7 separate regions of the Mus musculus genome follow, and all the other regions are linked to region 4. Evidence: chromatin loops called from intact Hi-C (ENCODE). Cell type or tissue: heart. All regions are shown on one strand.

Region 1 (4,000 bases), 90 kb before region 4:
TGGGTAATGACGTTGGAGTCCATCTACACCTTCAATTTTACCCCACAGGGCTCATAGACACTCACAGGCACTGAGTCAAACCACACCTGGAGGCAGTTTAAGTCCTAAAATCTACACGCTCTCTTTCCCCATTACACACAACCCGGTCAGACTGGAGATAAATCATAAAGAACAATGTCTTGATTTGACCACTCTGGTAGCTGTGACAAAATCCAGCCCCACAGCAAGACTCAATGGCATCAAAACTCGTAAATGACCACACTGTTGCACGCCAAGTTTAGCAAGGCACTTGTCCCCCTGACCAGTCTATGAATAGCACAGTCACTGTTGGGACAGAGCCGCTGTATGACAAGGACTTACATGCCCTGTCTCCTGTGACAGGGCCTATCTCTGTCGCTAAAGCATCTGTGGCTGGAGTATTTGTGATAATACCACAGTTCATCTGCCCGGCGTGGAAAAAGATGAGAGCTGTCTGCAGATCACAGGTGTTGGATTCGATTTTGTTACAGAGATCGAATCCCTGGGAATTTTCTGTTTCTGCCTGCTTCCTTTGCAAAGTGCCTCTCTGGAGCACTCCTAGGTCATCGATAATATTTGAAAGGTCTTAAAATTCAGGGGCCTGGGAGAGAGATTAGCTGGCGAAGTGCTTGCTGGGCAAGCCTGGGGGCTAGAGGCTCACCCCAAGCACCCACAGAAGAAAGCCAAGCATGGTGGTATACGACCGGATACTGAAGAGGCACAGTGGGACTCACTGGTCTGCCAGTCTAGTTCATTTGGCAAGTCCGAGGTACTCAGAAAATAAAGTGGACACCGAAGACAGACCCCCGATTTCCACACAGCTATGTATACACATGCATCACATAATTATATACTCACATGAACATGTATACACATGTATGTGTGTGCATGCATGCACACATGCATATAGACTGGGGAATAGACTACTTTATACCACTTACTGGTCTGAAACAGCCTCCTCTGAGCTTGTGGGGGTACCCCCTGATGAGGCTTGCTTCAGCTGCCTTTACCCTCTATGTAATGGATACACTATGCAATGGGCAATTGAATATACCCTCAAGACCACACTTGAGTGAAGGGTCCAGGAATCCGGCTGCTGAGAGCACAGACATGGGCAGATCTTCATGACTATCCCTTTGGGGGCCACCTGGGCAGTGTTCCTTTTCCACCATAAGTATTAACACTGAAAGACACCCATGCAATGGCTGGTTACACTGGAGTGGGAAGGCCTGCCCACCTCAGATCATATCAGAACTTGTCTCAGGACCCAAGAAGCAGTGAAGGTAGCCAATTAATTGGCTATGTCCTAGATGAACTTCTCCCTCTGTCCATCCTGCTCTGTCCCCACTATTCAAAGCTCCTGATCGCCTCTGAACCCTATGTCCCCACTCAGAGTGGCTGCCACAGTCCACAGCAATCTCTAGGTTCCTGTGAGCCAGTTTGAGATTAGAACTCTGGCCTCCTCTGGAACACCACATCTCTTTTCTCTCTTCTAAGGCCTCCAGGCTGCCCTCCTGCCCAGCCTCCAACTTTCACCACCACCACCACCACCCCCAAGTCGCTGGCTTACTCTGCTCTGGCCATGTGCTGCACTTCTTCAACACAGGACACTTTTCATCGTGACTCTATCTCATTGGTTCTTCCTTCCGCCCAGAAAGCTCTCAAAAAATACTTCAGGCTTTGGCAGGGCAGAGGGGGCACCAAATATCTGTCACAACAGATTGACTGGCTTTTTTTTTTAAATAAAAATCTAATTTATTTATGTGTATGTTTTGCCAGCATAAAGGTATATGCACAACATGTCTTCTTGGAGCCCACAGAGGTCAGAAGAAGGCACCAGATCCCCTGGAACTGGATGGAGGTAAACCATCATGCGTAGGCTAAGAATCAAACCCAGGACTTCTGTAAGAGCAGCCAGTGCTTTTAACTGCAGTGTTCTCTCTCTCTCTCTCTCTCTCTCTCTCTCTCTCTCTCTCTCTCTCTCTCTCTCTCTCTCTCTCTCTCTCTCTCCCTCTCTCTCTCTCTCTCTCTCTCTCTCTCTCTCTCTCTGTGTGTGTGTGTGTGTGTGTGTGTATGTGTGTCTGTGTCTCTCTAGCTCCCAGCATTTTTTCATTTTAACACAAGGCAGCCACACGTGCTGTGTAACAAACAAAATGGACTGAGATGAGCTAATGGCGAGCCCTGTTTGTGATACAATCTATGATCCATACATCATCCATATCCATAGTTCATGGATAATTTGGCCACACTTGCCTAAATCAGGAGTGTCCGCCCTTCAGATGTTAGTATATAACTTTCTCCTCTACTAACACTTTGTTTTCCATTTAGAGCTACCCTGCTCACACCCCCAAACTCAGGTCCTCTGGCAGGCCTGGCAAACACATTGCTGACTTGAGTCAGCTCCCTGCCTCTGATACTCTATCTGAGTGAGTAAACAAGTCCCCAGCAGATCTAAAACTGCAGACTGCTTGTCAGCATGGCAACCAACATTGAGAGACGAGAATGTTGGCCAGCATGTAGATTAGAACATTCCTAGCCCGGGCATTCACCTGGCATGGGTAGCTAGCAAGCTGGCCATAGTTTCTCCAGCTGGGGTGAGAGGGATAAATCTCTCGCCAACAGACCTCTTTCTCCTCCACTCTTCTTCCTGTCTGACATCATTTACAGCAGCTTGAGAAATAGATTCATCCTGGCTGATCTTTAAAGAGGCAGTCAATACCAATATGAAAAATAATTACCATACCTGGAAAAAAAAAGTGGGCATTGATTTCGGCAGCTACAGGAGCCTCAAAACTGGATTTCAAGTACACAGTGGTACGGTAGAAGACGCTGATTGCTTGGCCTGATGAATTTAACTTTTGCTGGATCAAACTGAGGCTAGAACTTTAAAATATAGACGTCTTCTAAAAAAAAAAAATCAGCATCACAGTTTAACCCAGCTGCAAATCAATCGAGTGAGGACTACTTTGAAGAAACTGTATGAGGTTCAGGGGACACGGTGATAGGGAACGTGGACTGTCCCTCCTGATACTTGCATTCTTCTGATAAAAAGCCAGCACATAATTCATCCTTTAACTATAATTAAGGCAAATATTGCAAAAAAATGTGTTGTAGAGGGGACTGGCATGGTCTTGGGAAGTCAAGGGAGGCGCTCTGTAAGGAAATAACATTGAAGCTGTAAGTTGAAAAGGTTGTGGGAGGAGCAAGAATGAACAGTGCTCATTCCAAGGAAAGGCTGAAAACCTGAGGGCAGTGGTGTAAGTATTCATTTCAGAATATTACACACATACACACACACACACACACACACACACACACACACACACACATATATATGTGTGTGTGTGTGTGAATCTAGTAAAATACTTTAAAAAACTGACACTTGACAAAAAGTACCAGGCTCACTGCTAGACACATACAAAATGTATAATCCACATTTCCAATCTCTAAGACAAATACCATAACAGTGAAATATCTAATAGTCCCCGCTGAAAACTCTGGACATAGCCAGTTGACTTTTACAGGATGACATTGTTATTTTTTTTGCCAACTTCTTACACTTGTTGCCGATCTAAGATCATAGCTGGTGAAGAAACACAGCTCCCAGATCAGTGAGCCACTCTTTTTATTAAAGAGTTGTGTGTGTGTGTGTGTGTATGTGTGTGTATGTATGTATATATGTGTGTGTATGTGTGTGTATGTGTATGTATGTGTGTGTATGTGTATGTATGTGTGTGTATGTGTGTGTATGTGTGTATATTTGTGTATGTATGTGTGTATGTATTTGTGTGTGTATGTGTGTGTGTGTGTGTGTGTGTGTGTGTGTGTATGTGTGTGTGTATGTGTGCATGTGCGTGTATGTGCGTTTGGTGTCCATTGCGGACAGAGGAGAGTGCCAGATCCCCTGTGGCTGGGATTATAGGTGCTTGGGAGCTATCTGATGTGGGGCCTGGGAACTGAACTCAGGTTGTCTGTAAGAACA
Region 2 (4,000 bases), 150 kb before region 4:
TGTTTCCTTCATGACAAAAACCCACCACCACTACCAACAACAACAACAACAACCAAACAAGACAACTCTGGTATTAATAAAAATAGGTGGCCCTACCCATTGAACCACCTTATCCATACTCCAGAATGCTCTTTGAAAATCTCCCTTGCTCTCCTCCCTCATTAAAAGTTGGAAGAACACTGACCTGAGAGATGACATGTCCTTTCCCTGACACACGGAATCTGAGCCAGATGCACTTGAGCCTCCTTGAGATGACCCAGGGATTTCTGGCAAGCTGTGTGCTAGCAAATAACAGCCCAAAGGAGCTCCCTCCTGATCTGGCTAACACCCTCCTGGAGGGGCTTGCGATTGCTGTCATTAAGTCCCAGCTCAGGGACTCAGACAGAATTAGCTCTTTGTGTAATTAAGCCGAGGAACACTTAGAGTTTTGTGATATGTCTAATTTCTCTGAGCAATCCAACTACACAGAAATGCAATGACCACCAGCTGCCTCCAAAGCCCTCAGGGTACCTTGAGGGTCTGGTGGGGGGTACGATTCTGAGAGAGAAACTAGAGGAAGCCAAACTGAGGACTGGGCAGGAGCAGTGACATTGGCTTTGAGTCTAACTCAGCTCCTTGGCTCTCGGAATAACCAGAAACGAGCAATACTGTGAAAGAAAATTCCTTTGGAACCCAGAGGAGAGCCCAAAAAGGAAATGTACAATTGAAGAGCAGCCCGGTGGGGACTCGACCTGGAAGCTCGCCCTCTACCTGCGCGCCCAAACCTCGTCTGTGTTCTCTCCAGCATCCGCCTACAAAAGTCGATCCAAAGGCTTAATGAGCCAAAAGGCATTTAGAGTCTCGCATGTGAATTATGCCACCGATTCCCACTTCTTTAATTGGATGCAAATAACATCACCTGGGCTTCACATCCCAGGATCCGTCCGGCTTTTTGTCACAAGGCACTTTAATGCACCCCATTCGGAAGAGCCCGGTAGGAGAGGAAGACATTAGCTGTGAGATGTGCGAGCTTGTGCCAAATTTGCGAACACTGGCAGCCAGACCTATAGATAGAATGGGGGGTAATTTCATGCAAATTCTCCCTGCTATTCCTTGAGCTCTGAGATTAGAGATGTCAGAAATGTAAGTGTGCCACTGCTTAATAACACAAAGAGCTCATTCAGTCCTGATTCCCTAAGCTAGACCTTAAGACGGGAGAGGGGTAGTGAATATGCAGACAGAAGTTCTCAGACGGAAGCTGGAAGATGATGCTCTGTACGGAGATCCTGGTTCCTGATGGGGAAGTCGAGGCTACTGTGTAAGTCACTATGAGTCACATCCAGGAAGTATCTAGAAGCCTTGTGTGGCTCTGGACTCTGTGGTTCAGGCTGCTGCTGTGGCAGTAGTGAGTGTGTGGGCTCTGGGATGAGCCATGACTCCATGGCTCAGAGCAAGTCCCAGGAGACACATGTAGGAACACTGCTGATCTGGATGGGAGCTGAGCTTTCTCAGACACTTGCTTTACTTCCTTCAAGTTTCCCATGGGTTTCTCAGGCACAGGCTCCTCCACGTTCCCAAGCTGGTTTTTACTGGTTCGTTTTGTCCTGAAGTATCCTGATGTATCATTTAAATGGGGGGGAGGGCTTCTCAAGGATGATTTTGAATCCTACAGGTCACATGAATAAAGGGGCACTATTTAGGGACCACCTTGATCCTACTCACTGGGTCCTAGGCCTGGCATGGGATTGCATGGAAGCTCCCTGGAACTTCCGGTTTCAGTGTTTGGGTAATCCTGAGATATCCATGGGTGGCTTTAAGATTAAAAACCACATACTATTCCCTCCAGCCCTTGCTATATCTTCCACAGGCTCAACCTTTCATCCCTAACTTTCTAAGAAGAAGAGGAAGAGGAGGAAGAGGAGGAGGAGGGAGGAGGAGGAGAGAGGAGGAGGGAGGAGGAAGAGAGAGGAGGAGGGAGGAGGAGGAGAGAGGAGGAGGGAGGAGGAGAGAGGAGGAGGAGAGAGGAGGAGGGAGGAGGAGGAGGGGGAGGAGGAGGAGGAGGAGGAGGAGGAGGAGGAGGAGGAGGAGAAGGAAGAAGAAGAAATGTTCTTAGAAATCCACAGGCAGTTTCACTGATTATCAGATTTCTGTAAGAAAATGAATCTCAATTGAAACAACAGATGCCTTTCATCAACATGTGACTTCCTGTGAACGAACATGGGATTAGGCCCTATTTTCCACTATTGGCTGTGTGACCCTGTGGAAGCCCTGCAAGATTCCTGGCCTGCCTTGCTCTTCTTTATCCAATCAGGGCAACCGTACTCCCATTTCTTAGGCTAAGTGTGGGGATTGAGTTGATGAACATTTATGCCTACCATACACTAAGAAGCAAATAAATCAGCTATACACTGGTCTTTGTAGATTTATGTGATTAGAGACCAGTAAAGCAGAATCATTTGTACACAAGTGCTCGGAACACTTCTATTTTTGTTGTTGTTATATTGTTATTGTCGTTGTCATTGGCCCTCTGCAGTGGTAACTTCTTTCAAATAATGTAATGTGGTAAATGGGATGTGCGTTCAGACTCCAGAACATATACTGTTCTGCCGCTTCATCCATTCCGAGTTTCATTTTATTTTGTTTTGACGCCGCGATATGTGCCAATAGATTGGACACGTCTGCCTGTATACGCAGACAAAATGAAGAAGCAGAACCCACTCATTGTAAAAAGCACAGACTCTGTTTCTGGAAGGACTCTACACGGGCATTCAACTTGCCCAGACAGAGATCAGCCGAAACACAGCACAGCCTTGGCAGCCAGACGATGGGGCCCATTTTGTCATGTGAGACAAAGGCACTCTTTTTTTAAATAAGCATTTGTATTTTATCTTATAGACCTATTCATTCTAAATAAGCATCATCAGGGACCACTAGAAATCGTGACTCCTCACGTGGGCTCTGCCCTGCTGATTTACTAACCAGTGACAGATTGGGCAGCTGAGTGTTTTATGACTCTTGTCTACCGCCCCTTAAGATGATGGCATCCTGATTTGGAGACGCAAAGAGGTGTTACGAGCATGCCCAGGCAAAGGCATTCTCAAAAGTGATTTTTGTATCTTCTCCATGAGGAATGCCTTGTTCTACATATTGTAAGCTGCCTACAATGTTTTTTGAGATTAAAAGACAATACCAACAGACCAACAGCTGGATGGGGTACTACTGCACACTTGCAATTGTAGTCAGGGGCTTGATTTAAGGATAGCCTGGGCTACACAGAGAGACTTGATTAAACACAACATCACCCCCTCTTTCCGTCATTTCTCTCCAGCTACTAGAATAATAGCCCTTGAGTTCTTAGCTCTCAAAGGAAAAGAAGGAAGATTTGCCCTCCATTGGGAATCTATGGCAGGTTTTCCTGGCTTTTGAATTGGTAGAATAGAATGCAAGATTATAAGCAGACACATCTTAAGCAAGATGGTATATGTCATTGAAGTGAAGAGTGTGATTAATTAGTAATTTGCTATGAGTGATTTATCTTGTGCCTCCCCCCACTGCTAGAACTGCCTGCTGTGGACATCAGGTGTACAGCTGCCTCGTGCATAGTGATGAGGGTTCATGGCAGTGCGGGCTGAAAGGGGAGCTGACTTCCATGGAACCTTTGTCTTTCTTAAAGAGCCAGTTTTTATTAAACAGGCTTGAAGTCAAGAAGGGACCAGGCCCACAGAGGAAACAGAAGAGCCTGTGCTGTCCAAGCGTGTTCTCTCCCCAACCCCTGCTCTTCCCTCCCCTCCCCTCCCCTCTCCATGAGTCAGCTGCAAGTCTGCATCCCTGGGTGCCATTTTGGCCTCGCCTCAATAAGATAGTCACTCATCTTCCTACTTTCCCATTGTTACTTGCCAGCCCCTCAGTCAGTCCCCACCACACCATCTCTGTCCTGGATGTCTGAGGTAGCCTCCTTACAGTGGCTTTATGAAGTAGAGACTTTTCCCAAGCACGGCTCACTATGTGATGTCCAGTTTAA
Region 3 (4,000 bases), 220 kb before region 4:
GTCACCTAGATAAGCACCCTGACCTGTATCTATGAGATAGAGTTAGAAATAAAAATTCACTGTGTGAGGTCACGGGGTTGCTCAGTGCCTCAGCCTTAGCATAGCCTTTTCTGCCGGGGATGCAGTGTGACTACACATTGTATTATAGGTATGCTTTGGTGTGGGAATCACTCCTTGTTCATTTTTGTGTTTGGTTTGTGTGTGTATGCATTAGGAGATATAAGCAATGAAGATGGAAATCTGAAGAATACAGTACTTGTAGTGGTTGGGTGACCAATAGCATGTCCATTCTGGATGCTGGGCAGAGGTTGGGGGAATCACAAACATGGTTTCCCCTAGGGAACTCAATGACCATAGATCCCTGGGATATCCAGAAGGTCTGTCTAAGCTGCTTGTGAACAAGGCAGGATGTTACACTTGGTAACTTGGTGTTCCCATCCTGGTGAGGTATGCAGGCAGCCACCCAGGTGAGCTGCTTCCTAACTGTATTTCCCCTTTCCTTGTACTTCTCATTGGATGCTGGGAATAGCCCCTCTTTCAAGTCTGAGATGAAAGCAAAAAATGTTTTGGCCGAATCATGATGAGTTGGGGGCTTTGCATGGCACTCAAAAAGACTCGGAGAAGGAGCTCTGCTGGGTACATGACAAGAGAGAGTGCGGTGCCGTGTTTTGATCCCAGCAGCTTGTTGGAAAATGGCCCTTTAAAGAAGAAAGCAGGTCTAGTTAGCAGTAAGGAGAGTAGAATAAAAAGAGTTATTTGGATGTGAAGGAAATAAAAGGCTTCCGAACAACTGAAGGGAGCTTGTATTGGAGTGAACAGTGAATAAAATATTAGGGAAATAAAAGGAGCAGGGTGACCATTAGTAACAGTTAAAGTGGAAAAAGGCAATTCACTGGGAAGTGAGGAAGAAGATTAAAAAAGGGATAAAAGGAAACGGTGCTGTCAGAACCAAGAAAGCAGGAATAAACGCTCCCAGAACCCGAGACAGCCGAGAGAAAGGGGTTGAACACAAGCCCAGGGGACAAGCAGATGAGCTTCCCCACCGAGTAAAGGGACAACACTTCCAGACAACTTCATAAAATCCTACGGCATGCGATCGATGAATGGATTGTGCTGTACTCTGCCTTTGGAATGTAAAAACTCACAAGGACTTATAACCAAACTTTTTAAAATTGTTTTTAAAAAAATATCCTTTCTGTCTCTCTGTCTCTGTCTCTCTCTGTCTCTGTCTCTGTCTCTCTCTGTCTCTCTCTCTCTCTCTGTCTCTGTCTGTCTCTGTCTCTCTCTCTGTGTGTATGTGTGTGTGTGTGTGTGTGTGTGTGTGTGTGTGTACACCATGGCACCTGTGAAAGCCAGAGGAGGCAGATCTTTCCTTCCCCTACATGGATCTCAGGGATGGACCCCAGGCCCTTAGGCTTGGCAGTGATGCTCCACCCCCTGAGTAATCATGCTGGTCCTATAACCAGATTTCCTAACTATTACAAATACAGTAAACATATAAACTGTACATATCATAAACAGGCAGGCCCAGGACCCTATCACTCACCTACTCTTTCATAACCTCTGGCACCCATACAGCGTCAGCTTCTATTTCTGTTGCGGGAAATAATAAAAAGGAATGGCAAGTTTCCCACGCTACACCCAGCTACTCTCTGCACTGGTGCGCTGCACTGGTGGCAATGGCCAGCCTGTTCTTATCTCATGGAGAGTCTCTGACTCAGAGCTCCAAAATCTCTCCACCCAGGGCACTAAGTTCCCACTGGCCAGTCACTACCACACCAGCCCCATGCTTCAAATCCCCCATGGCCTTTGTGGTGCACATCTCGTAAAACCATGCTTAGCCGCCATACCTTTCTCTCTTGAACCCAGTCGAAACACCACATGAAGGAAAATGCCACACCGACTTAGTTCAGAAAGAATGGTAACTCAATTGCTGGACACAACAACTAGAATCCTAATCTTGTAAGCCATATAAAATCTAAATCTTCTGGTGGCAAATCCTGGTGGGCCCACCATTGAAACTGGGAGACACCAGCAGCTACATCTTGTCCTTACACTATCCCCATCCAAAAAACCCCGAACTCTCTCCTGCTTCCCCTTATCCTCCTTCCAACCTGGAAGTCCCACCTAGTTGCCCAGTGATTGATTTCTTTATTTATTAGGGGGAGGTTCACAAGGAGTCACATGAGTCTGTGACTCATTTCTCCTTCCAGACAACCCTTCCTGGAGAAGCAGAATTAACATCAAAATACAACAGCACCAAGGCCATCCACAACATATTTCTGCACAGCAAACACTTTCATTTATCTTTAAAATGTAAATTCATGGATCCAAAGTTGTTTTTTTTTTTTTCCCCTAACTTTCTGGCTCTGATCAACTTTTACTTTCCATTTATGATCCAGGAATTAGTTTCTGCCAGCACACACACCTCTCACCTCTCACCATTGGCTCTTCACACTTTTTCAGAGACAAAAGGGGTTTGTGTTGAATCTTCTGAGATGCATACAAGGCACAGAGAGAAGGTTTGGGGGTTAAGAGAACATGATGTTTCCCCAAGACTCAAGTTTGTTTCCAAGCACCCATACCACAAATGCCTGTAGCTCACAAATGCCTGTAGCTTCCCTTTGTAGTGGTTCTCAACCTGTGGGTTGCCACCCCTTCAGGAGTCAAACGACCCTTTCACCGAAATTGCCTAAGAACCTCAAAAGAAAAAGAACATTATGGTTCATAACAGTAGCAAAGTTAGGCTGGGTGGTGGTGGCGCATGCCTTTAATCCCAGCACTTGGGAGGCAGAGGCAGGCAGATTTCTGAGTTTGAGGCCAGCGTGGTCTATAGAGTGAGTTCCAGGACAGCCAGGGCTATACAGAGAAACCCTGTCTCCAAAACAAAACAAACAAACAAAACAACAACAACAACAACCCAGTAGCAAAGTTAAAATTATGAAGTAGTAACAAAAATAACTTTATGGTGGGAGTCACCACCCATGAGGAACTGTAGTGAAGGTCACAGCCTTAGGAAGGTCAAGAATTGCTGCTCCAATGGATGTGATACCCTTTTCTGTCCTGAGAGGGCACCTGCACTCAGGTGTGCATAGCTCCATACGGACAAACAGGCACAATTAATTAAAAATAAAACTTTGAAATTGTACAGAAAAGAACTTATAAAGAGTAAGAAGAGAGAGTAGAAGTGATTGGGGAAACATTGGTAAAATATTAAAAGGGTATTTCCATTTAATATTCTCAGCTTTGACATCCCTCTTTGGGTGAAATAAACCGGCCGTGGTCTCTCTTGGAGACTCCGATTTTCTTAAACAGTTTAAAACAGGCATTCTCCAGTGTCTACAGACTTTCTTGCCCACCTAGACACAGTTAACCTCAACCACAGACTATACTCAGAACAAACTCTATTCGTTGTTTCCTTGAGAGGAAGTTACAAGTACCTAACTGACCCTGCTCCTTGTGTTCTGCCTTAGTGACAGATGTGGACAAGCAGTCTCACCTCAAAGGCTAATCAGATTTTGCTGACCCAACATCTCACACACAAACATCAAATTTTAAGTTGTGACTGATTCCCGTAAGGCTGGATTTCCCTGTGTGTGTTGTCATAGGTAGCAAGCCTAGTCTCATTTAGCATTTAGCAGCTTACACAGGCTCAAGGGCCATAACCAAGTTAATTACTTGGGGGATTAAGACAGAGCATGCACACACGCCCCTCTGATATTGGAATGTACAGTATGCTGCAGTTTAAATTAAAAAGACCCCCTAAACTATGATTGTTCCCAGCTTCTTGGTGCTGAATTGAAAGCTGTTTGGTGTCATGAAGATTATAGAAGCAATCACATTTATGGGCCTGCTTTGCATAGCAGCTCTATTAATTTCCATATTGAGGGTAGCTTTGCATTTCCCAACATGTTAACATCGATGCCATTGGGGGGTAATCACTTGGTACAAACAAAATAGAATGCAAGAGACAGAGACAGAGACAAAGACAGACAGACAG
Region 4 (4,000 bases):
CTGCTCAATACAATGGGACGAGACACACAGGTTACTGTAATGTTTGTGGAGCCAGAGAACATCTACAGCACTGGTACTGCATTCAGGACCACAGTGAGAACCAAATGTTCAAGACAGATGCGAACCATCACCAGCAGTGTGGAGGTTTGAATGAGAAATACTCTCCATTGGCTCAGGTGTTGAACACTTGGATCCCACTCAGTGGCGCCATCTGGGGAGCTGATGTACCCTTGCTGAAGAAGTCTATCACTGGGAGGGGGGGAGGGGAGGGGGCAGGCTTTGGGTTCATAGCCTTGCCTCACTTCCAGTTTGTTCTCTGCTTCGTATTTGCAATTGAGAATGTGATTTCTCAGCTACCCGTTCCTGCGCCCCCCCCCACACCCCCGCTCCTGAAACATGGGGATGTGGAGGGTGTAACATATCACAGGTCACATATCATATCTCTAACATACCAGGCTTCACAGTGACTCAGCGCTGCAGGGACGCTGCAGGTCTACATGTCATTACTGTGAGTGGAGCCTCCAGTCTGGGTACTGTTAATCCCCAAGAGCTCTGATAATAATTTTCTGGGGGAGGAGGGGCAGCCTTGGTGCACCCACAGCCACATCTGTGTATTTCATCATAGGGATCCAAAAGCCACCTGCTCCTCCCTTTCATCACCTTCATTACTGTGTGCCACTATTACTATGTGAATGTGTGGTGTGTGTGCACATGTGGGGTCAGGGAGTGCATACACTTGTGTGCACTTGTTCAGAGTCTACACGACTGCTCCACCACTCCCTGTCGTGTTCCCTTGAGGCAGGTTTTCTCACTGAATCTGAAGGTGGACTGGTGGCCACCAAGCCCTAGTGATCCTTCTGTCTCCGTCTGTCATGGCGCCGGGGTTTCAGACACATTGGTTTTGGGGGGATTTTTAAACCCAAGTCCTGATGTTTGTACAACAAACACTCTTACCCACAGGGCCAATACCCCATGCCCATGCAACTTCCTTTTAAAGTAACATATCACTAAGAAGTTATCCATGTTGATTGGATTGAGCCTCAGTTTATGAGAACAGAGTCATTCAGTGATGGGTTCAAGGGCGTGGAATTCCTACAGTGGGTGCTGTGCTTCGGGGAGGGGCTGGGGAGTTTTCTGACCAAATGCAAAGTAGGTTCTGTCCTGAAGGGGCAGTAGTGGCTCAGCTCCTGCCAACCAGCACCACTTAGAAAGAGAGCTTAAATAAATAGCAAGGGCCGCCGAGTTTTCAAGAAATGCAGGGAACCTGAAGCATCTTTCAAAGATATTGATGTCATGAATTTAAAAAAAAAAATGGGCACCAGTTGTCCTCTCCCCCCCACCCCCACCCATTGGTTCAAGCAGACCAGGGGCTGCCAGTCTGCAAGCCCTGTCCAGAAGCCAGAGCAGAAGCGTTGGGACACATCCCAGCAAGCAGATGGCAGGAGCTCCAGTCTGCTAATCACCCAATCCACCTCCCCCTCTGGGCTCTGCCTAGGTGGGGAGATGTCTCAGATGCCAGTCTTAACCCAAGAGAGAAGGAGGACTCTCACTTTTAACCCGAGGATACAGCCACCATCCCACATCTGTGGTGGCAGAGGAGACGAGCCCTGGAGAATTGTGTTGGCAGCATCCCTCAGGAGGCCAGATTCTCCAAGGCGTCTGGACACCTTGCTGACAGCTAAATGGAAGGAGGGCCCAAGCCTCTGGCTACTTGACTTGATTCTACCAGACTGGTCATTGTGATTGGATGACAGACGAATATTTCCCTCTCCTTTTCAGGAGGTGCTGGGGCACAAGCTGAGACTGGGGGATTCACTCTTCTGGATGGTGTGTCTTGGGGGGAAAAATTATCTTCTTTCCCAGACGGAATGGTTTCTGCTTCTGCTGCCTGAAGAACAAAGCCAGATCCAACCAAAATCAAAAGGCCAGGACATGTCCAAACTTCATTATAGTCCAGACTGCGTTGTCTGCAAAGCCCTTTGAAAATCACTCCTGCCTTCGCCTTTCTAGGGAAGGAAGGATGGAGGAGTGAAGATAGAACAGGGACCACAGCAACGAGAAGAAGGGAAGAGAGAAGGATGAACAGCTCAATGGGGAATGACAGAACCTCCCATCCAGGACAGCCTGTAGCAGAAAATCTCGAAGAAAGAGACTTTCCTTCTGAAGGACCCGCTTTGCTTCACAGGAATTCTCCAGACCGAGAACTGCAGGCTCGGGATTTTGTAAGGCTGTGGATGGAGCCCCCTTCTGGAGAAAAATTTCACCAGGTACAAAACAAGATCAAACCACACAAAGATGGGCATGTGTGCGCACACACGCAACCGCTGACCGATTTTTGGCTGTTAGGATAATGTGCCTGTCAGCCAGGGAGGGATGGAAAGGGCAGCTTTGGCTTCCACAAAACAGGAGTTACCTGGGCTCCTAGGGTAGCTGTACTTCTAGACAGCAAGGAAAGATAAGGTTTTGAAGACATGAGCGCTCCCTTCATCCAGAGAGTTAACTTCAGGTGACCAAGTGATTGTCATAGCTGATTGTCATAGCCAAGTCCTAGTTCCTGAAGATAGTACCATGGCTGGGTATAATTTTCTTGGAGGGTGGGGGAGGATGGGTGATTTTACTTTAACACACAGAGGATCTTCTCTTCTAGAAGAGAGGAGGTAGAAGAGGAAGATCTGCTAAGAAGACCTTTGAGGCTTCCAGTAACATGCTGGAGTTACATAAATCCAGGTCACTTACTCAGCCTGGCGGTGTATTAAAACTATTTTGGGGTTTGCTAAAAATATTTATAAGAGTGTTTAGACATGTGAACTTTTACCACTTTAAATCCTTGGTCCCCTAGAACTTTTGAACAGTGCAGGCTGCCTTAAGCAGGAGCCACAGGCTGGAGGTGCCCTCTCAGGCTCTGAGTCCCTGCCCTCATCGGAAAGGCTTTGCACATGAACCAGGCTCTTAAAATAGAATGGGCAGAGTGGCGGCCACATGAGAAGTTGTGGAGACTCACTTAAAGTCCTGAAATGCCAGACTCTCACTCTCTCTCGGGGAGAACTTTCCCACTTCAAGCCAGAGCCACAGAATCCCAGGGAATACTTCTCGGGAACACATGGAGGGACAGTCTCAAGACCTGAGCCACTCCCTAGAAGTTAATTCTTGGGGGATTGCTCATGCATTGTGCGAAGCTGGGCTGGGTGGAAGTGCTGCCTCCCAGGAGTGGGCAATCCCTACCACAGTGGAATTTCTAACTCACACTTCTGCTCCTTTGGGTCAGTGGCCAAATTCCAGCTGCTGCTTCCGGGACAGGTTTTCCCAGAACACCCGGGGTGGGGGTGAGAAAAAAGGTCTTCTAGTCCTTATTGTTTAGAACCGCGCCCCCCCCCCCCAGCCCACCTCACCCCCAATGCATGCAAATGTGGAAGGTGGCAAGTCTGCCAATGAGCAGCCAGAGACTGATAGCTTCCAAGCTGGGCCCAGTGCCTGCTTTATGTTTGACTGCATGGAAAAACACACACAGGCTTGCCCTAGCTCTGCAGGGCAGTGAGTAATTCACTTTTTCACATTGTTTTTGTCATTCCTCTGTTTCCTTTCTGCCTCAGGAAAGTTTGGGTTGGGCTTGTTGACTCAAAGGCACTGAGACACCCCACCACCACCACCACACACACACATATGTTCATTTTTCTTGGAGGCACAAAGACCCAAGCCTCCAACCCCCTGCGTTTAAGCCTGTTGTTGGTGAACTCCGCTGCACCTTGCATGGGGTGGAGACTATTTCCCCTCCAGGTGCTTCAGCCCAGAGAACAGCAGTCACTATCTTCATGCAGATGAGCGCTCTGATTATGCAAGACAATCAAAGTGAGAGCTAAAACCCCCCAGGGCTGGCCATTTATTTACAGTTCAGAAGCAACTGAGTGGGCTTTTAAAGCCACCTTTGCCAGCCGGCCCTGCGGGAGAAGAAGACACCCCTGTTGCTCTGCAGAGGTGCCCCATAGGAAGCCCCTAGGCCCCT
Region 5 (4,000 bases), 410 kb before region 4:
AAGATAAATGGACCAGGAGATAGCCACGTGTTGAGGAAGAGATACAGCGGCCAGAGAAGAATAAACATCGTTCTAGAATTTGCTGGCGGTATGGAGGGAACTACTCATACTTGAATTGAGCTCTGGTACCCCAACCTCTTTGCTTTAACATTGCTGGGTTTTGTCTGTTTTGTACCGTACTGGAGATCAAGCCCATAATGAGACTGAGGTCAGCACTCTGCCACTGAGCAAGCTAGCTTCCTCTCCAATCCACAATAATCCTTTATCTGATTGATAAAGAAAAAGCCAGCCTGCCCTCCCCACACATATATATCAGATGTGCAGATTGGTCTTGGTTCTCCAATAACTGGAGCAGGGGCCATTCCTGACTCTGTTGCCTGTCTGTGGATCCCCATTCACGTAACTGGTCAGCCTCGTCTGGCCTCAGTGGGAGAGGATGTGCCTAGTCCTACAGTGACTTAACAACCCAGGGGGCCTCACACTTCTCAAGGAGAAAAGAAGGGGGAGCTGTGTGAGGGAGCATCTAGAGGAGAGGAGGGGACTTCAATTAGATGTCAAGTGAATAAATAAATTAATGGGAGGAAAAAGAGAGAAAAACCCAAGTTTTTCCATAGTCCATAGCAAAGATGAAAAACAAATAAAAAGAATTCTCAGAAAGTTCTGGCATTTCCTTTTATAATTGGCCATTACCTCAAAATCCAGAAAGCATTAAACTTAAAATTATCAAGCCTGATTTGAATTTTTAAGAAAAAAAATTCATGGATCTGAAAGTTTTCTTGTTTTTAAAAATAAAATTGCCCGTGAGCCATGACAATTTAAGACACTCTTTGTTAAAAAGAAAAGAAAAGAAAGAAAGAAAGAAAGAAAGAAAGAAAGAAAGAAAGAAAAGGGATATCTGTAAGACATGTCTCCTACCAGTTTTAATGTCTCCAACTCTAGGGTTATTATATTAATTATGTTTCTTGTCACCAAGTACTTGACAAGAAAGAACTTGGGAAAGAAGGGTTTATTGTAGTTTTTGGTTGAAGGGGGTACGGTCCATCTTGGGAGGGACAACATGGCAGAGGACATCCCTGTGGCAGTAGGAAATTGAGTGGCTTGCTCATACTGTGGTCAGTGGGAAACAGAAAGACTTGGGTGAGACCAAAGCTTAAGCTCTAACACTTAGTGAGCCCCTTCCTCCAGTCAGGCTCCACCTTCTAAAGGTTTTACCTTCTGCTTAAACAGCGCCACCATCTGGGGACAAAGTGCTCCAACACATGAGCCTGTGGGGGACATTTCACACCCATACTACAAATGGACATGTCCAGACAGCAATTGCAATGTCACAAAAAGGCTCTTCTTCCTCATTATCGTATAAGATGCACATAGGTGTCTGTGACCAAACCTCGAATCTGTCCTCACTGGCCCATCCTAGAGCAAGAGGTGGCCTGTGCGAAGGGTATCTCTAATTAGCTCGAGCAAGCCGTAGGATGGTTTAAGCAGAGCAGGCTGGAAGGGAGGTCAGACGGGCACTGAAGGCTCTGTGTGCCAGGCTAAGCACTGAAGACTGCAGTCTCAGCTCTGCCCTGGGTTTGCTCATTCACCAAAAGGAGGCGCTCCTGTTGTTTTCTGTCACTCACCTCAAGATTTTTAATGAAGGCACGCTCTGGTCACTCTTATATTAAGTTGAAAACTCTAAGCATCAGTTTGCTAACTTGTTTTAAGATCAAATCTATGCCATCACCATGGCAATGCGGATACATTGTATCCTCATCATTCCAGAAACATCCCTCAGACCTTCTCAGTCATCATCCTCCCTAAGGTCCCACCATGCGGGCTGCCAGAGACCTGCTACTGGCCATGGGCAAGCTTCCTCTTTCTCGTTGGCTTCTTTCACCCTCAGTCTGGTCTGTGTTGGCTCTTGAGCATGATAACAGGTTTTGTTGCATCACCAAGCCATCTCTTGATGCTACTTTAAGCTACTATGAGTACTGTTATGAGCACTCTAGTATCCCCTGGGGAAGGTGGCCATACATTTATTTTAGATTTACCTCTGATTATGTTGCTAAGTCATAGGATACTCAGCCTTGCAGTGTGACAGCTGACACAAGGTATCGTCATTCTCCAGATGTCCTTTTGGTGTGTGTGTGTGTGTGTGTGTGTGTGTGTGTGTGTGTGTGTGTGTGTTATCTTCTGGTCTCCCTCCTATATATCTCCTTGTGGATTAATAATGTCGGAGGTCTTAACACTCAGAAGTCATTTCAAGGTGCTTTTCTGTACAGGGGCTGTTAAAGTCCCCTCCCCACTTTTAAACTGGTTGACTGCCATTTCCTCAATCATAAAGGCGTCGTTTGTTGCTGTGGGCAAAGGTCCCAGGCAGGTACGTGCATGACCTAGGCTTTCCCACTCTGCAACCTGCCGTTCCTCTTTTTCGGTTGCTGCCGTTTGAGGAACGCAGGCTTGCGTGCTCACTGGTCTAACTCATCTTCCTGGAGGTTCTTTTGCATGGCATTGCTTTTCGACATGTGCTCAGGTCAGCCCCACTGTGACAAGGTGACACTGGCTTTGGGAAGGGAGCCGAAAGACTCCTTTCTGAAAGCGTGAGAGCTGGTGTTGTGGCTCTGAAAGTTCGGGAGAATGTTCCATGCAGTCACCTGGCTTTGGCTTGGTCTTGGCTCACAAGCGCTTGAGGTCAGGAGACACAGACGTCTCTCTTTGTTCTTCAGTGCACCGAGTTTCTATACCGTTCAGAGGATTTGTCAGTTTCAACTTTCAGATTGATTTTCAGGAATAGCCTCACAGGGGCTCCTTGCACTTTCTATAACTAGTCAAGTTTCCTTTTACACCCCATTCATTTCCGACTGCCTGCTCTCCGTCCTCCTTCCCAGGGGCTTTGCGAATTAGGCATCTCTCAGACAGCCGAGCTGCGGTTTGGCTGGGGTCTCTTTTCTCCCTGATTGACTCTCACTATCCCTTTCCCTTCTCACTATCTCTCTCCATCTGCTTTTGGAGCTAAGTCTGCTACTCTCTGGCTTTTCCCTGCTTTAGCTTCACCCGGCAAGCCTCTCGCATGGCGCCACATTTTTGTTACATTCTGCTCAAAATATTTCTGCCATTATTTCTTATTTTTATTTTTACCCATGGCATGTTTCAAAGTGTACTGCTTAGATTCTTATGCATGCAGGCACCTTTGGCTCCCACTGTTGCTAGCACCTGGATTATATGCTTATGTGCACAGTTCTTAGAAAATATATTCTGCAGGATTCTTTTTTTTTCTTTTCAACTGTTTAGACAGATTTTAAGATCAGGACAGTATAGTTGTAACCATCCCAGGATTACCTGAAGAGGATGTACATCTTGTAGCATCTCAGTGGACCACATGCACTGGGATGTGCCACTGAACTCTACATGGCCTCTGCTCATATTTATGTGGCTTTTTATATCAGCCCACAGAAAGATGCTAAAAGCTGCAACTATAAGTGGGGTGGGCTCTTAGCTCTTATGCATGTATAGTCTTAGCACCAGGGAGGATGAGGCAGGAGAATTATCCATGAGTCTGAAGCTACCCAAAGTGATCCGGTAGGTTCAGTCTGGGATACAGTGCCCTGTCTCAAAAAACAAAAAAACAAACAAACAAACAAAAAAAAAACAAAAAAAAAAAGAAAAAGAAAAAGAAAAAGAAAAAGAAAAGAAAGAAAGAAAAAAAGCAACAAACAAAACAACTGAATTTCCAGATGTGACCCTGGGTTTTTCCATTTCTGCCATTAGCGCTACCTTTTCTGTTGGTTTTGATATGTACTGATAGATGCAACATAGTTGAGGATCACCCTCTCTGCCTGCTGCCTGGCTCTGTTACAGTGGTCTCTCTCTCTCTCTGAAGCAGTATTTCTCCCTGGAAGTTCATTTCCTCTCAGAATAGCCTGGATACCAACTTACCTTTGATTAATATGTCACAAGCAAATTTCTTTAAATTGTTACCCTTTAGTCCCCCTTTAGTTTACATTGAAAATATATTCAT
Region 6 (4,000 bases), 63 kb before region 4:
GCCACGGAGGAGGGAGACCAGCGACATGGGGATTGTGTGTGGAGGTGGGTGAGTTATCAGAAGAGGACAGAGAACCAGGTTCTGAGCTTCAGAGACAGAAGGCCCAAGGGGAAGGAAAGTAAGACTGGAGACAGGACTCTTAACGGGCCAAATGGGCATCGTTTGCTCTTTTATCAGCCGTTTCCTTGTTCTCTACAAAGCTCTAATGTGCTTGGAAACTGTACTCCCCCTGCCAGGTAGGGCTGACAACCCAATTTGTCTGACTTGAGAAAAGGGCATTTGAATACGGTTGTGCAATCTGAACATCCTCTCATTCATAGAAATTAGTCAGACATAAAAGTGAGCAAATAGCTAACCCAGTTCCTTCGAATTTTGATACCTTAAGCATGCTGGGAAGCAAGAACTCCCTCCCTACTGGGGAGTACAGAAGGCAGACACCACATCGTTACCGCACACTCATTCAGAACAGAGCCAGTAAGACTCCAGGTTCACCAAGAGTGGACTCACAACGACACTCCCTTACCAGGGCAACTCAAGGGCAATTCTGAGTTATCCACCTCTCTTTCTGTACTTGTTTTTGTGATGGTTAAATTTTAATCATGGGTCAGACACCATTCATAACCATATGGGAAGAGAGTTTCCATGACAGATTATTCACATTGAGTTGGCCTGTGGGCATGACTGTGAGGGATTGTATTAAGTTAATTGACGTGAGAACACCTAGCCCAGTGTGGGCAGTACTATTCCCTAGTCGCAGGGTCATAAACTCTATAAGAAAGGAAAAAGCAAGCAAGCAAGCAAGCAGGCAGGCTAGCATACATTTATTTCTCTTTGATGATAAAGTGTCTCTAACTTTCCTGAGTTCTTGACACTGTGGCTTCTCCACAATATGACCTGGAATTATAAGTTGAGTAAGGATGCCCTTTCTCACCCTGAGCTGTATTTTGTCACAGAAACAAGCATGAGACTAAAATGCTACTACATGATTAAACCATGATGCATGTGAAACACTGGCAAGATCCATGAAGAAGGAACTCTTAGGCATATACTTGGTCTAAGAGATGGTCTTAGACATATACTAAGCTAAAGAGGAGGGTAAGAACACTGGTAGTTTTTCCAGGGGTCTTGAGATCAATCCCCAGCAACCATATGGTGACTCATGACCATCTGCAATGAGATCTGGTGTCCTCTCCTGATGCACAGGCATACATGTAGGCAGAAAATTGTATACCTAACAAATAAATAAGTCTTAATAAAATAACAAAGAAAAATAAATATACTCAGTAAATATATATGGGAAAAGAAATATATCACAAATACTAAAGGTCTTAGCCAAGGATGCAATCAAAGAGGACACATCCAGCATGCTCTCCCCTAAATGAGAGTTTTTAAGCCATAGCAGGAGTTATAAGATGAGGAAAGAAATCAGAGCAAAGAGACTATATAGTTCATCTACAACAAAGAGGAGCCAGGCCCTGAGGGGACTCAGTTAAGGGCTTGTTGTGCAAGTCTAAGATTCTGTGAGTAATACACAGAACCCCCTTAAGACAGCTGGGTATAGTGGAATGGTGCTTATAACATTAGTGCTAGGGAGGTAGATATGGGCACATTGCCAGGGCTTGCTGGTCAACCAGTCTACCTGAACTGAGACTCAGGCAGTGAAGTCAGTGAGAGAGACCGTCTCAAAACAAAAACAAAAACAAGCAACAAATAGTAGATAGCATCCTGTGATTGTCTTCTATCTGCCCCCACCTCCACACACACCACCACCACCACCACCATCACCACCACCTCCACAACAAGAACAACAGAAAGACCTTTGAACTAGGGCAATGTTCACACGAGTGAAAGAGAGATGTGGTTGCCATGTACTTCAGACATAGGGTCAGGAGGATTTATCAGCTCACAGGTTATCAAGGAAAAGGAAGAAATAAAAAAGTACTCAGATTTTCTAACTTTGGAGGTTGAATGGGGCTGGTAATGCCATTAGCTGGGAGGAGAGGGGAAAACAAACAGGAAGAGGCAATGACTCAGAGACAATGAGTCTCTGCTGGGCCACACAGGGCTGAGGCTGCCCACGAAGCTACAGGATGGAGATGCCCGGGACTAGGGAGGGGCAGCATTTGCTTGTACACAGCCTTATATGGACGTCTTGAACACTAGAATAGCGTTACAAATTGAATCGATATGGATGGTCACTATTTGTGGGGTTGGGAGGCAGCGGGGCTTGGACATTGGGACGTCATAACTGAAGGCAATTAAATGCTGTCAGCAGCTGCCCTGCAGGAGATCTTGCAGGACAAAGAGAAGACTCAAAACAAGGTGAAGAACCACTCCTAGGGCAGGACTTGCGGTCTCTGAGCCTTTGAGAGGATTAGATATGGCCCACATTCCAGACCATTAGTCCCCAGGGAAAGGGCAGCCAGGATTCTCTGACATCACATATGAAGGGCAGTCCTCATGTGGCCCTGACTCTCAGCTTGTTTTTCAGAGTTCTATCTTATGGCTCGCTCTGTGCACGGAAGAAGTTCCGGGTCCCAATGATTGAGAAAGTGTGGCACACTCCAGTGAGGGCTGGGGAGATGGGTTGGGTGGTGAGGTGCTTGCTGGCTAAGCACAAAGACCTGAGTTTGATCCCCAGAACCCACCCGATGAAAATTCAGCTGTAATGTCAATCTTACCGTCTTGGTACCGAGGAGGCAGAAACAGGTAGATCCCTGGGGCTCACTGCCCAGCCTGCCACACCTATTTGGTAAATTCCAGGCCAATGAAAGATCCTGGCTCCAAAGAACCAAGTGGATAGAACAATATCAGAAGCTGACCGGCCTCCACAGAAGCACACGTGTGTGAACACACGCATGCACACACATACACACACACACACACACGCACATGTACATACACACACACACACATACACATACACACACACACACACACACACATGCACATACACACACCCACACACATACACACACACACACATACACATACACATACACACATACACACACACCTGTGCACTATTTCTTCAGTACACAATTTATCTCCTCTTTTTTAACCTCACTGCTCCCAGTTTATTCAGTTGTATTTCCCTTTGAACTCATAATGCCACGCCCGTTTGTTACTACCCATAACAAGCCATAACTAATGTGCATAAGCTACTCTGCACGTCAGCCTAGGAAAGACTGCCCTGAGACAAATTTCTACAGTAAGCCAACTGTTCCACAAGCCAGTCTTAGCTTGAGAGTAGATCAACAAAACTCCCTGGAAGCATAGGCATGTGGGGTCAGCTAACGGGTGGAGTCATTTTAAATAAATCTCTTTTCACAGGACTCCTGAGGCTCCTGCTAGCATCACTCTTGTGAGGCTATATGAACCACCTCAGATTAGATGGTCTCCTCCTGACAGCTGAGTGACATTTGACACAGACAGGTGACCATCTCAATATCTTGTCTCAGTTGCTCAAGTGCATTGTCTGACTCCAGGAGAAGAACGGTGACGAAGGCTGTGCTTGTGGACTTAAGTCCAAGGGTGTGTCATGTTTAGAGATAAGTGTGATCCCAGTTAGACTTACGTTAAACACGGCGTCTAAAAAGGTCTTTATAGAAAAGGTTACTGTGAGGGTTGCTGTAAGGCCCACAGAAAGGGCAGCCATGCTGAGGCAGGGGAACCTGGGATGGGGCTTGAGGAAGCACTATTTTGCTGTCTGCCTTGCTTTGGATGCTCTTGAAATTAGCCTCCAATCAACCCAGGTTGAGCCAGAATTAGCATAATGTGTCGCCTCACCAACTGTGTTTGAATGCTTCTTCTTCATTCCACTAGTCCTCAGGGAAGCTCAACCCCAGGGGCAAGGGAGACAGAGAGCTGGCAGGAACGGCATGGGTGAGCATCTATACCCTCCCAGGCTGGACCCAGGTTCATCCAAACACTTCACCTCTTTGAAGGTGGAACAATGGTTGTCAGTTCCCTCTGCCCTTCAGCAACCAGGCTATGGAGT
Region 7 (4,000 bases), 560 kb before region 4:
GCTTTTTCCTCATTAGGAAATAAGGCGGTAATATAATTTACTTATCAGCTGTTCCCAGAATCGAATTACAGGAAACAAATTACATGCTTAAAACAAGTCCCCGGCACAGAGTGCATTCACAGAGGGTTTGTGGTTTGTGTACCTGCGACGAGCAACCATAGCGATGGCATGAATACCGCAGTTCCCAAGGAGACTCGCATTCCCAGCATCCATGGCTTTTTCTGTATTTACTTTTTCAATCACATCTGGGTATTTAATTTTATACATTTCCTTGATTTTTTTTTCTTTTACCATGGCTCTGAAGGCACACCTGTCCTAATGCATGCAAACACTTCAGAACAAGGACACCATATGTGTTTGTCTTCTGTCTCTTGTATCTTGTCTTGAATATTCCCATGTAACTACTCTGTTTCCACACAAGATTTCTTCATAGTTATTTTATAGATTTGTGTTCTTTCTCTCTCTCTCTCTCTCTCTCTCTCTCTCTCTCTGTGTGTGTGTGTGTGTGTGTGTGTGTGTGTGTGCAGACAGTGCCTGTGGAGGTCAAGAGAGGGCACTGACTCCCCTTGAGTTGGACTTATGGGTGGGTGTGAGCTGCTCAATATGGGTTTTGGCAACCAAAGTCAGTCCTTGGAAGAGCACCAAGTGCTCTCGACCACTGAGTTCCCACTCCAGTCTGCTGCATCTTAAATGCTGCAGGAAGCTGCCTTCCTTGACACCCTGATGCCAGCACCCCTCCTGCAGTTCACTATTTAGCAATGCTCCACCCTCAGGGCCAAGGCCCACATTGTACAAAACTGCACTAACTCTTCCAGATTTCATCAGGATAAATGTCTAAAAGCAGGATTATCTTGTCTGAGGGTTTGTACTTATCACGGTGACTCGGAACACAGGCCTCTGAAAGCCAGGCTTGGCCTCAGGGTTTTGACCTCCTCCGAGGTGCCTCTGGTATCTGTCTCATTGGTCTCTGGAACCCAAAGAGTGACACAGGCCCGGTGGCTCTGCTGATGAGCTAGGGGGCCCCTCACTGTTAGGCTCCACTTTTGTTCTCCCAGAAGCACCTGGAGCCACACTTTCTCGGGTTTGATGAGGCACAGAAATAATTGGCTCGGTGGGAAGAAATCACTCTGAAATCCATATCTCTATGCGCAGGGTGAGCAGGCACCCAGGACTCACTTGATAAGTAGCGATCGTTTCTCTGTCCAGGGTCCGTGTCACGGAGACACTGCCTGTGTTCTCATTGATTCTGAAAGTTCCTTTAGGGTCTTGATCCACTCCCTTCCCGGTGAGCCGGAACTTGGACCCTTCGGGTCTGTCGCTATCGACTACCTGTTCAGAGAGACAGAGTGACATTTAAGACGGTCTGAAAGGCATGGAGAGAGCCCGCCATAGACACCCCACACATACACACACACACACACATCCCTTGGGGACCAAACCACTAGTGTCAGGTGCCAGCGCAAAGCTGCCTGATCAACCAAGATTAGCCAAAAGCAACCTTGCCCAAAATAGCATCATCATCGCTTAGCTTGGTTCATGCAAATGGTTACAACTTACAGCTGAGGAAGCTTAGCAATAGTGGAAGCCCTGGGTAATGGAGCAAGGCGGGCGGGTGATGAGGAAACTTGCATTGTTTCTAATGGAGGAAGGAGATTTGGTTTTCTCTGCAAGCAAGGGTAAGTGTAGGAGTTGTTTATCTGCCACACACTGGGCAGGCACTGAGCAAGGTTTATACTTTGTTGCTAGTGCTAGTGACCACACGCCTCATGGCTCCCCTGGGTGCCAGGCTCTGCTGAGCGACTCTCATGAACCTCTTTATACTTTTAAATGGTGCTTGGAATGGGACTTTTTTTTTTTTAATCATCCTGAGTTTGTTTATATAATGGATGGAACCACAGTGGTCTGCAAGGTGGCTGTGGTCCCTGCTCTTAAACAGATGAAAGTGAGATTCTAAACCACGTTGTCCGTATCTCCTGACACCACTGTGCAACACTGCTCTTTGTGACCATTGACCTTGGTCTGATATCCGAAGGCTAAGTTCAGAAACTAGAGGTAGAGGGAGGTTCTTGTGAGCACAAGGGACAGTCAAGTCAGAAGCCGCAGACAGGTGGGGGAACACCTAGAAAATTCCAGAAATGGGGAGTCTTGAGCACACTCTGAGCAGAGGAGAGTTTCGGGAAGGTAAGGGTTAAAATATGGAGGTCAAAATTTGGCGTGTGGAACTGCTCAGTTAAAGAGGGGGACTGATGCTTGCACAAGCTGTATCATATTCACCCGTATCTCATGTGCTATCTATCAGAGTTACCATTGTTAATCTGGTTATAACAAACGCAGCTTAAAGGCCATGAACGCGGGAGGCACAGATAGAAGGCTGCGGATGTGCAGGCAGCTGTAACTACTTCAACCATGAGCAGGTGTCTATGTAAATCAGCACCCTCCAGGGGCCCTGCAAGAACCAAGCCTGCAATTCTGCATGCAGGCACCAGGTGGCAGTGGTGTCTAAGCTAGGATGAGCATCTTGGTGGGAGCATCTTGGTGGGTGATGTGGGAGGACTGGTTGAGGTACATCAAAACAATTCCACAAGACAGGAAGGTTTTCTTGCGTTTTCATTTTTATGATTTAAAAAAATGTTCTCTAATGAAATATACTTAAGGCTTTAATTAAACACCAATTATCTCTGTTTGAATTTTTAAGATTAATGGAAAATAGGATCAATAACAAGATGTATGATACTTTTTGATAAAAAGACATTTTAATTGTGATTTCACTGGAGTTAACTCATCTCAGGTCCTTTCCTGAGCCCCCATCCCCTGCTTAGAGGCCTCAGAAGGTCAAAGACCCCATGGCTTCTTGGCCTTCTGGTTGAGGCCAGGGTCCACCATATTGTCCAGTTGAGCAAACACATGCCTGTCTTCATGCAAACACGTTACAATCCTATCTTCAAACACAGGGTTTTGCCTCTGCTCCCAATTTCATCAGGTGCAAAGTGGGGACAATCACTATTTAGTTCTGGGGGGTAGGGAGTGGGGAGGGAGGCTGAGGATTTAAAGAGACAGTATAGCTGGGCGTGGTGGCCGGGTCTATACTCATAGCCACACAGGGTCTGAGCCAGTTCAAAGCTTGAATGTTCCAGAGTGATTTAGAGCCAGCTTGAGCACCTTGGTAAGACCCTATCACAAAATATAACTTTAAAAGGAGGCTTAGGGGCTCGGGTGAGCAGGCCTGGAGGTTGTAAGGGAGAAATAGCTGGCCCTGCTCATTGCCTGGGCAATGCTGGAGAGCTGGCCCTGGTGGCACAGGTCCAGGAGAGCTGGTCCTGGTGGCACGGGTCCAGGAGAACTGGCTCTGGTGGCACAGGTCCAGGAGAGCTGGCCCTGGTGGTACGGGTCCAGGAGAGCTGGCAAGCTGAGCAAACCCAGCCTCTACCCCATCACAGATCTAGGGCTTTGAGCTGGCCTACCCCAACAACCATCCCATCTATGAATTGCTGGTACATGTGAAGGGACCAGTCCTGCAGATCCAAAGCTGCAGGATCTCCATGATATCGGGCAACAGCAGAATATCCTAGGGGAATCACGGTGAGGATCCAGTATTGATAGTGTAGCAGAAGCCACAGGCCTCAAAACCAGGTCAATGATTCACGCAATTAACATTTGCAAGTAGAAGCTGTTTGGGCAAAGGGTCTACTGTGTGACATACCACAACCTCCACGGATATATATTTAAAACAACCATATATATATGAAATATTAAATAAAATATTTAATATATAACATTTATGTATTATATTTACATAAGATTTATTATTAAATATATTAAATGCAAATAAAAATAATAAAAACAAATATATAAATATAAGTATATTAAATTTTAATATATTTTTAGTTTTCCTTTAGTGGGGAGGTTCCAAGGGCAGAGGGTAGATATGAAGGGAGGAGAATGGTGCATGATGGGAAATTCACAAAGAATCAATTTTAAAAATTAATAAAAAAGAGGGCTA

Evidence for each region. Hi-C counts contacts between places; a loop is a spot of excess contacts. Peaks named below come from ENCODE experiments on the same cell type or tissue, not always from the same donor. Only the 100,000 strongest peaks of a DNase experiment are listed, where the experiment ranks them.
Region 1: a loop joins it to region 4, with 4 times the contacts of the local background. A loop is called at or near these places in 7 of 42 quality-filtered maps.
Region 2: a loop joins it to region 4, with 6 times the contacts of the local background. A loop is called at or near these places in 14 of 42 quality-filtered maps.
Region 3: a loop joins it to region 4, with 2.4 times the contacts of the local background. A loop is called at or near these places in 7 of 42 quality-filtered maps.
Region 5: it touches region 4 in a loop (3-fold over the local background); 8 of 42 quality-filtered maps call a loop at or near these places.
Region 6: a loop joins it to region 4, with 2.6 times the contacts of the local background. A loop is called at or near these places in 4 of 42 quality-filtered maps.
Region 7: a loop joins it to region 4, with 5 times the contacts of the local background. A loop is called at or near these places in 16 of 42 quality-filtered maps.

The regions. Positions count from the first base shown.
Region 1 is chr8:118,375,480-118,379,479 of GRCm38, reverse strand. All of the region lies in intron 1 of Cdh13 (cadherin 13), which reads right to left. Among named protein-coding and RNA genes, the nearest start is that of Gm51555, 44 kb to the right of the region's middle. In heart, no CTCF peak of the experiment used is centred here; DNase peaks (open chromatin) are centred at 289 and 2,499; H3K27ac peaks cover 1,696 bases.
Region 2 is chr8:118,434,352-118,438,351 of GRCm38, reverse strand. The region is part of intron 1 of Cdh13 (cadherin 13); the gene reads right to left. Among named protein-coding and RNA genes, the nearest start is that of Gm24035, 9.8 kb to the right of the region's middle. In heart, no CTCF peak of the experiment used is centred here; a DNase peak (open chromatin) is centred at 261.
Region 3 is chr8:118,507,257-118,511,256 of GRCm38, reverse strand. The region is part of intron 2 of Cdh13 (cadherin 13); the gene reads right to left. Among named protein-coding and RNA genes, the nearest start is that of Gm24035, 83 kb to the right of the region's middle. In heart, no CTCF peak of the experiment used is centred here; a DNase peak (open chromatin) is centred at 1,656.
Region 4 is chr8:118,285,919-118,289,918 of GRCm38, reverse strand. The region is part of intron 1 of Cdh13 (cadherin 13); the gene reads right to left. All of the region lies in intron 2 of Gm51555 (a long non-coding RNA gene), which reads left to right. Among named protein-coding and RNA genes, the nearest start is that of Cdh13, 4.3 kb to the right of the region's middle. In heart, CTCF peaks have their summits at 199, 1,174 and 2,255 (motif pointing left); DNase peaks (open chromatin) are centred at 1,501 and 3,278; H3K4me3 peaks cover 1,145 bases; H3K27ac peaks cover 2,619 bases.
Region 5 is chr8:118,697,464-118,701,463 of GRCm38, reverse strand. The region is part of intron 3 of Cdh13 (cadherin 13); the gene reads right to left. Among named protein-coding and RNA genes, the nearest start is that of Gm24035, 270 kb to the right of the region's middle. In heart, a CTCF peak has its summit at 1,576; no DNase peak of the experiment used is centred here.
Region 6 is chr8:118,348,427-118,352,426 of GRCm38, reverse strand. All of the region lies in intron 1 of Cdh13 (cadherin 13), which reads right to left. Among named protein-coding and RNA genes, the nearest start is that of Gm51555, 17 kb to the right of the region's middle. In heart, no CTCF peak of the experiment used is centred here; a DNase peak (open chromatin) is centred at 2,056; H3K27ac peaks cover 923 bases.
Region 7 is chr8:118,849,048-118,853,047 of GRCm38, reverse strand. Cdh13 (cadherin 13) reads right to left here. Exons shown (of 14, transcript NM_019707.5): 5 at 1,177-1,329. Among named protein-coding and RNA genes, the nearest start is that of Gm31893, 210 kb to the left of the region's middle. In heart, no CTCF peak of the experiment used is centred here; a DNase peak (open chromatin) is centred at 2,437.